Linked DNA regions of Homo sapiens: region 2 is linked to region 1. The links are chromatin contacts, found by Hi-C or POLR2A ChIA-PET in ENCODE. All regions are on one chromosome and are shown on one strand. Each heading gives the region's core, a stretch centred on a gene start or an enhancer-like site at or near the end of the contact. The rest is flanking DNA. Distances are from core to core; before and after follow the strand shown. Region 1 has its middle 31 kb from the start of LPP-AS2. Region 2 overlaps LPP (LIM domain containing preferred translocation partner in lipoma).

The links. A loop is a pair of places that touch in the nucleus more often than their neighbours do. ChIA-PET counts read pairs that join two places held with the same protein, here RNA polymerase II (POLR2A). Pooled maps may share reads with other maps.
Region 2: a loop to region 1 is called in a pooled map, with 3 times the contacts of the local background. The contact joins two enhancer-like sites. A Hi-C loop is called at or near these places in 3 of 50 pooled maps. POLR2A ChIA-PET finds 5 or more read pairs at or near these places in 4 of 52 experiments (A673, Panc1 and activated T-cell).

What each region holds. Positions count from the first base shown.
Region 1 is chr3:188,120,906-188,125,545 of GRCh38, reverse strand. No RefSeq gene overlaps it. Among named protein-coding and RNA genes, the nearest start is that of LPP-AS2, 31 kb to the left of the region's middle. Within about 2 kb of position 2,230, at least 3 of the 41 ENCODE cell types and tissues checked have a DNase peak (open chromatin) inside an H3K27ac peak, as active enhancers do.
Region 2 is chr3:188,280,611-188,285,250 of GRCh38, reverse strand. All of the region lies in intron 2 of LPP (LIM domain containing preferred translocation partner in lipoma), which reads right to left. Among named protein-coding and RNA genes, the nearest start is that of FLJ42393, 100 kb to the right of the region's middle. Within about 2 kb of position 1,795, at least 7 of the 41 ENCODE cell types and tissues checked have a DNase peak (open chromatin) inside an H3K27ac peak, as active enhancers do.

The DNA of each region.
Region 1 (4,640 bases), core at 981-3,480:
ACATTTTCAACTTATGATGGGTTTATCAGGATGTAAACCCATTGTAAGTCAAGGAGCATCTGTATAGTGAAGTGATGATCTTAGAACGGACTTAGGAGACTAAAAGCATGAGCTGGGGTAGGAGACAGGATCTATAGTCAATGTCATGTATCAGGAACAATCTGGCCCATGTGTTAGTGCTCTGATCTGCTTTAACTGCAAATGTTTCCTCCATCTGCACCTCATTTTCTAAAGAATCAAAGTCCTAGGAGGAAGTACAGGATTGGCCAACCTCAGGTCATGTGTTTCAGACTGGGCAAATGTACAGGTCAGGAGTCTTGCTCTGTCACCAGGCTGGAGTGCAGTGGCACAATCTCAGCTCACTGCAATTTCTGCCTCCTGGGTTCAAGTGATTCCCCTGCCTCAGCTCCTGAGGAGCTGGGACTACAGGCGCACACCGCCACACCTGGATAATTTTTTGTATTTTAGTAGAGACGGGATTTCACCATGTTGGCCAGGATGGTCTCGATCTCCTGACCTTGTGATCTGTCCACCTCAGCCTCCCAACATGCTGGGATTACAGGCATGAGCCACCACGCCCAACCCAGCCCTTCTTTTTCTAAAGGAGTAGCCATAAAGACTTTGCCAGTGAACCCTCTGAGTGCATCCACAGATGGCTCACTGTTTTGTAACCTAAAAGTGCCTGTGCAGACTACGTGCCCATGGCCTGCCTCTGGGACAGATACATAGTTGTTTTCCAGAAGACTGTTTTGGAAAGATGAAGAAATGAATTCTGCCATCAAATCCAGTTGTATCTTTCAGCTTGTTAATGCCACATAGAGCTTTATGCTTCTATTACCTGCACTAAAACACACCAGTGTCACTTAGTGAACTTTTTAATTGGCTTTTTAAAATAGTAATGTAATCAGGCTCCTCATGCACAAAAATCTGCAGACGGGCTGAAAGGGAAAATGTGAATCACAGTTTAAATACATGCTTTTCGACTGCTTTGTAAGACAAACAGATGTATTAATTAGCACATACTTTAGGGTATGTTATATACTTAAATGGAGGAAAGCGAACAGAATATCATCTCACCAGAGGCAATAAAGATTTGAGCTCTGACCCTAGAAACAAAATGGCATCTTGTTTTCAGAAATGCCTAGCTGTGAGAACAATGAGTCAGGGGCTTAGAGGAATGATCTCTGGATTTATGTAACAAGAAGGCTCTTGTTCAAGTGGTATATAAGAACTAGACCACAGCCTTAGTAATGTGGGGAAAGCCTTTTAAAGTAGATCCATATGAAGAAATTCAGTAGTCACAGAGCTAAGACATTTTCAAAGGTCTTTAGTAACAAAATTGTGCTAATGCCCAGGACTTAAGAATAAAAAGATTTAGACTGAAGGTAGAGGTGAGTCCTTGGTGTGCATTGTATTATGCTAAGTGTTATTGAAATAATTTAAAAAATGGCAGGGTCTGTACCATGTAGGAGATGACATTGAAGGGATCACATGGACATAATTATGGATTTAATGCAGCATATTTTTTAATGAGAAATTAGTGTTTTGTTTTTTTTTAACTGAAAGATCAAAAGAACTCTTTTCCTTAGAAGGAAGAAAATGTGATTCTTCCTTTTCTTGACCTTTTATGGCATTCATTCTTGCCCACCTTGGGCAGTTATTTTTGTATAGGTCTTGTCTTACTGGACTTCAAGAATGAGATAAAGGAAAAAGGACTATGTCTCATTTCTTTCTACTCCATCCCACACATAATGCTTCCCTAGTACACAGAGAATTCTCTGTATGTGTGTGCTGAATGAATGAATCATCAAAGTCAGTAAAGAAGACATAGGGCTCCTTCAAGTCCAGAAAGAATCTTCCCGTATCACTTTAGACGAAACTGTGTGAACTTGGCAAGTAAATGCACCTCTCTGGGGCTTCCCAGTAAAATGAAATGATGAAATGTTGGTAAAATAGGGAATGGTAAATTGGTTTCAACTTACATGCCTACTCAGTCAATTTCTCTGGACTCTAAGTCTGGATGCTCTTTTTGGCCGGATTGCACACTTCTGATATGAGAAGGCACGACCTTGCCTGGTGGGAAAGAAAGTGGCATATGGGAGCATTGTGTCTATGTCCTGCTCATCTGTAGGTTGCTGTATCTACGTTGTTTTAGAGAATGAGGAAGGAAATGACTTGTGAAAGTACAACATTAACAGAATGCAAACATTGTGACAGTCTTCACCTGACCTTTGATGTAGATATTTTCTTACCCTTTAGAAGATTTCCTAAAAGAAAAGCCATGTTTATCCAGTGCTCAGGTGACACTGAGCAGAGTAGGCTGTGGTATACGCTGGATTTCCAAATGCAGGCTGATGGAACCTCATGCTTTCACTGATAAGAACCACCTAAAATGCTTGTTTTAGGTATGGCTTCCTGAGTCCCACCCTACAATAAATTAATTAAAATCTTGAGACTAGGGTTCAGGAGGAATATTTATGCTAAGAAAATTTTCCAAGATGATTCTGACATGAAGCCAAAATTGGAAAGCACTGTTTTTCATGGCTGAATCATAGTCCAAAAGTATCTGAACAGGGTGAAACAAACATGATGAAATGTCAGAGACAAATGTAAATCCCTTAACTTTACAATAACAAGAACTGGGAAAACCTAGGCCGACAGCAGCATGTGTAATACAACTGCAGCTTCAATATTTGGTTGCCTGTAAGCTCTGGCTGAGCCAACTCTGAGATACAGCTTACCAAAACAGCGACAGTGGTGTTAGGCTGAAGGCATAGGAATATAATGACGAAGCAAAAGACAGCTCTCTTTCCTATTCTGTAGTTTCAGAAGACAGCTGCATTGTGTTCTTGATTTAGTAGGGGTAATTGTTATTTTTAGTAGCAATATAGAGTAGCTGTAGTAGTAATAACAATCCTTTATGCAGCACTTCATTATTTATAAGTTTATATTCAACATTTTATCCGCCCTAAATAAAAACTTCAATTTAGCTGTGTTATGCAATAGAGCCCATTGGTGGACACACTACTCAAACCTACATCTTTTATCCCCCAAGTCTCATGTCGTGTTTGGCAATGTGGAGAATTTACAGGCCAGGAGAGTAAGATAGCCGAAAACCATGCCATCAGAAAAAACAGAGTTCCTTACCCAGAAGAAGACTTCATAAGGCCTTGCCTGTTGTCACCGAAGGCCTGGTGGGTTTCCACAGGGAAGAGAGGGCAGACTTGTCACAGGAGGCCTCAGAGGACAGAACTTGACCAATGGTAAAAGTTACAGGGAGACATACCTTGGCCCACACCTTGACCCAAAATATTTCTTAATCATCAAAGTCCCCGAAAGATGAAACAGGCTACCTATAGGGAGATTTTGGAAAACTATGTACTAGGAATGGATGGGGAAGAATTTGGGGTGGGTGACTTCAGAGGTCTTAGAAGGGACCCTGAGTTGTGCAACCTGGGCCCATGCAACCTTCTGATGATTAGGGCTGCTGAAACAGCAGGGCTGAAGGCAGGAGTAGTGGGATAGAATGGCCTCAGGTGTGGGAAGCTGCCACTCTGCACCCAAGTGACTGAGAGCTTCACCTGTTTGCCCTGTGACCTGCACTGGAGAACCTCATACTTTAGCCTTAGCTAGCACATTGGGAGCAACCTGATATCCTGTATGCTTTGGGGAACCGCAGCCTTTCTCCTTTTACATGTGTTTAGTGAGCCTTGATTTAGTCGTAGAATTACAGATTTCTAGAGCTTAGAGCCAACTCAAAGACCACTTAGAGGTCATTTGGCCCAACCTGGCCACATTATAGACAGGGAAACAGACAGTTAAATCTGTGACTTAAATTATAAACACCATTAAAAATTAGAGTTAGAGGCCAGGCACAGTGGCTCGCACCTGTAATCCCAGAACTTTGGGATGCCAAGGTGGGAGGATAACTTGAGGCCAGGAGTTCTTGACCAGCCTGGCCAACATGGTGAAACCCCATCTCTACTAAAAATAAAAAACATAGTCAGATGTGGTGGAACATGCCTGTAATCCCAGCTACTTGTGGGAGGCTGAGGCATGAGAATTGCTTGAACCCAGGAGGCGGAGGTTGCAGTGAGCTGAGATCGTGCCACTGCACTCCAGCCTGGGCAATAGAGCAAGACTGTCTCAAAAAAACAAACAAACAAAAAACAAATAGAGTTACAAGAGAACCTCAGGCCATGCCCCATCTGGCCACACCCCTTCATTTTCCTGAGAAAAGGAGTGATTAACTAAGATCACTAAATGAGAGATGGCATGGCCAAGACTGTAGCCCCGTCCCTTGTCTCTCAGTGTGATGTTCCTACTGCTGACACGTTTCATCTCCTCTTTTCCACTGAGGACCTGTTCCTTCTGTCTCTTCCACTAGGGAAAATACCCTCTGCTTTGGGATGCAGGGAGGCTGGAGCTGAGCTCACAGGGGGCCAAATCTGTCCCTCTATGCCACAGTGCCACCTTCTCTGTGAGCCTGGCCTCAAGAGAGTGTGCAGCACTGCTGTGACTGTGGATGCAAAGAATCCTCCAAGCACGCAGCATAACAGAGGTGTTTTATAAGCTGCAACTCACACCGCTAAACGAACACACTAAACATTATTCCAGGTAATTCTACATGCTAATTCCTC
Region 2 (4,640 bases), core at 546-3,045, 160 kb before region 1:
GTATACCCCTTTATCTTTATTATCCTACGACCAACAATACAACTTGCAAAGCACTATCACAATAAATTTATCAAGCAGAAATCACTATCTTCTAATTTACAGAGGAAAAAGCTGAGGCACTAAGAAGTTGATTGATCTGCCCAATTCACATGGGTCTCTAAAAGCAGGGCCGGGACTCACAACCAGGGCCCCTGACCTCACATGCCCTGTTTGTTCATTTTTTTTTTCTTCACTTGCTTATGCCCCCTCTGAATTGCCAGTGCTACCATTTTTCAGTAAACAACCAGAGCAGAAAGTCAGCTCTGAACCGATACATCTCCCAACAGAGGAATGATTCGAGTCATACTTCGAGGAATAATTTCTGGGAAAGCAGAGGAGGTGATGCTATCAAACAGTGAAACCTAAAACTCCTACTCACTACCTGCCTGAGAGGGCAGGAAATGGGGCCGAGGCCCTTTCCCTACATGCTCCCCCTGCCCGTTTTTGTCTCTCGCAGTCATTACTAAACTTAGCACCGTAATCAAATGAAAGCTGTTTCCCAGCTGTATGGCCTTGGGTAAGTCCCTGATCTCCTTGGTTCTGTTACCAATACACACTCATGCACACATGCACGTATGTGGGTACACATACACACATACACACACATCCCAGACCATCCCTTCATTTCACCTAGCAGGATGGTAGCTACAGAAAGCCTCTGTCTTTCTTATCCTGCAAAACACCACAGCTACCTCCTAGGCATTCAGAAAGTGTCTCCAGACCCAGCATCTGAAGCTCTGACTTGAATCCTCCACCTCCCCCTTGGGCCTCCTGGGTCCCATCCCATTTCTCCTGCCCATCCTTCCCGTAAGCCCCTCTTCTCCAACCCACTTGCCGTTGTCCTACATTAGGCCTGTGCACCTCCACCTTGAATAAACACTAACTTGTCTCTCATTCTCAACCTTCCCTTCTAACTCCATCTTTCTCTGAGTAAATACTTCCAGCTCTGTAAGAGCTCCTCCTGGCCAGACACAGTGGCTCACACCTATAATCTCAACAACTTTGGGAGGCCGAGGCAGGCGGATCACCTGAGGTCAGGTGATTTGCCCACCTTGGCCTCTCAAAGTGCTGGGATTACAGGCGTGAGCCACTGCGTCCGGCCGAGATGCTGATTTTAGAAGGATATAAACCATATTGTGCCTAGAGAAGTGCAACCAGTTTGGTGGAGGATGTTTCCAGAGCTTTCATAGGAGGAGCTCTTTTTGTTTTATTAATTTATTTTTATTATTTTTTTTGAGATGGAGTCTCGCTCTGTCACCCAGGCTGGAGTGCCGTGGCGCAATCTCGGCTCACTGCAACCTCCACCTCCTGGGTTCAAGCGATTCTCCTGCCTCAGCCTCCTGAGTAGCTGGGATTACAGGCATGTACCACCACGCCTGGCTAATTTTTGTATTTTAGTAGAGATGGGCTTTCACCGTGTTGGTCAGGCTAGTCTCGAACTCCTGACAACCCTTCCTAATAATGATTAGTGTCTCCATTTTATAGATCTGAAAACTAAGGCCCCATGTCAAACATGTCTCTTGCAGACTTAGCACTGGAACCCAAGTGTCCTGGGCTGGCTCTTTTTCTCTTTCCTTAGTATCACGCATCCTCTTTCTACCTAATATATAGCATACTTATCTGAATGAGCCACTAGAAGCAGTAGTCAGCAGTACATGCAGAATCTGAACTGCAAGTCAGAAAAAGGTGTTTCGCAAGTAGCAATTCTAGTTAAGATCTCAACAGTGCTGTTGGGAGGCGGATTTATCAAGCACATCATGTGAGCAGTCTGACCCTGGACTGTTCCCAAAGGTCAGAGCCATAAAACGCAGCCAGAATTTCATTCAATTTCACAAATGCAGCAACTTGGCATGTCTGCTTTCCTTGTAACAGGGGCAACTGCAAAGTCTTCTTCAAGAAGATTAATAATCAAAGTCAAAAATTCAGAGGTCATCATGTAAACCACTTTCTCCTTTTTAAAAGCTAAGCTTTTCCAATATGAGGAGGGTTGACACTCTAAGAAGTTGAGAGCTAAAGAAGAGATGGCACATTCTGACCTAACTTCACTAGGAATGCCACCAGCATCTTAAGCAAACACCACCTCTCCTTGTGCCTCTAGAGAGACAGGATTAAGAAGGAGCCTGGGGAAAAGCTGATAGCTGCTCATAAAAGCCATGCTCCAAAACCAAGTTCCCAGGGGCCCTTCTAGTTCCCTGGGTTAACTGCATTTGACCTTCCAACCCCTCAGGCCTCCTCAGTAATTCAATTTAACAGTTACAGAGTGCCTATAAATGCCAGCTACTGAGCTAGCCTCCAAAGGATCAGAGATGTCTGCCCTCTGATCAGAACTCAGAAACAGATACCACCCATTGAATACAAGGTGGTGTATGAAAGTATCTCTGAAAGTACAAACTGTGTGATGGGAAATGGAGGAGGAGAGAGACTGACACCAAATGTGAAGTCAGATGTTTCTGAGAAGGTGGAATTTGAGCTAAGCATGAAGGATGCTGCCTGGCAGAGGTAGCCAGCAGGGTGGCACTGCACCTGGGATGAAGAATATGAACATGGGGTGGAGAGGCAGGGGCCAAAAGGAAGGCAGAAAGGTTGCCTGAAATCATGAGTGTAGGGTCCTAAGCAGGGATGTCACTTATGCCAGGAGCATTGGGAGGCCAAGAAAACACACAGCAAGTCTCAAGACAGAGGCTCTGAGCTCACTGCTCTTAGGAGCACCCCACCAAAATAAAGACTCCCTCTCCAGTAGCCCAAGGAGATGAACATGTGTACACAAGCCAACCTCCTGTCACCCTGCATTCCAGACAAGGAACTACACAACACATGCATCCCTCCTGCGCTACCATGGCCTCCTGAAGCTGGACAATGTTATCACAACCTCCAGTATTAAATACAAAGCAACAGTGGACCCAGAAAGTATATCAGCAGGAACCTGACAATTCAGAGCTGAGACTAGGTGTCCAAGACCTGATGTTTCAAGGACCCACAATATTATGTAAACGCCTGGCCACTGAGCCCCATATTAAGCTAAAGACAAGAGACTAAAAATATAATAAAGAAAGTATGAAAGGTAGGAAAGTATTGCAAGGGAGGGAGGGAGGGAAGGAGAGAGAAAAGGAGACGAACGGTAAGAAAACAGAATATAAGGGAAGGGAAAAGAGAGGAGGGGAGGAGAAGGACAAGGTAGAAAGACACAAAAAAAGGGAAGAAACGTCTCCCAAAGGGCAAGGTGAGAAGGAGAAGGGAAAAGGTTACAGTTATCCCTCTGCCTATAAGAATGATTATATACAAGTAAAACATGTGACTGCAATTCGGAGTAACTATTTCAATGTTTGTAGTCATGATATTTCATGAAAGAACAAAGAATTTAAATTTTATACAAATAACTGTTGAGGTTTTTAAAGCAAAAAATAAACATATATTTACAGGTATATAAATGTGAGACAAAAACTAGACACATGGCAAATTGCTAATGACGGTAACTTCTTGGAAGAAAGAAAGATGGGGGAGGAGAAAGGAGTTTGGAAAGTTGCAAAAATGGTCACAAATTTTCCCCTTCCCTACCTATGTCCTCATCCTTGCAATATGACTTTGGAGCTTTTTTTTTTTTTTTTTTTTTGGTAGAGTCTTCCTCTGTTGCCCAGACTGGAGTGCAGTGGGGTGATCTCAGTTCACTGAAACCTCCGCCTCCTGGGTTCAAGCGATTCTCCTGCCTCAGCCTCCCAAGTAGCTGGGATTACAGGCACGAACCATCATGCTTGGCTAATATTTCTGTATTTTTAGTAGAGACGGGGTTTCGCTATGTTGGCCAGGCTGTTCTCAAACTCCTGACCTCAAGTGATCCATCTGCCTCAGCCTCCCAAAATGCTGGGATTACAGGTGTGAGCCACTATGCCTGGCCTGACTTTGGAACTTCTGCCACCAAGAAATATACTCTTTCTAAACCCGCATCACTAATAAGTGTGTATTTGTTTACGGACTTATCCATACATATGTAAAAGGCTTTTATGTGCTTTACTAAATTCAAATGTCTTCCTACAAACAGTAGTAAGAACCACATTTATTAAATAATTCATATGTGCAAATTGTTTTAAGCTCTTCACATGCATTATTTCATTTTGTCTTCAAAAATTCCTTTGTCGCCTGTAATCTCAGCTACTTGGGAGGCTGAGGCAGGAGAATCGCTTGAGCCCAGGAGGCAGAGGTTGCAGTGAGCAGATATTGCACCATTGCACTCCAGCCTGGGCAACACAGCAAGATTCCCTCTTAAAAAAAAAAAAAAAAAAATTCCTTTGTCGTCCTATCATTAGCCCCAGGATAGAACTGACATGAAGAAGAAGCTGAGTCACAAAAATTAAACAACTGGCCTAAGGTCATTTGTATACAATGACCTGGACTCTGGATTTAAATCCAGACAATCCAACTCCAAAGCCCACATTCTCCCCACTATGTCTGTGTCATCGTGTTAATCCACCAGTTGGTTAACCCAGACAAAACGGGAACTGGTTAAGACCCTGTTCTGGCTCTTGGTGAACACTACTTCCTTTCAAAGACTCACAAATCACCTGTCTACATAGGACCGTCGACAACTGGAATCACAATGAAATCAG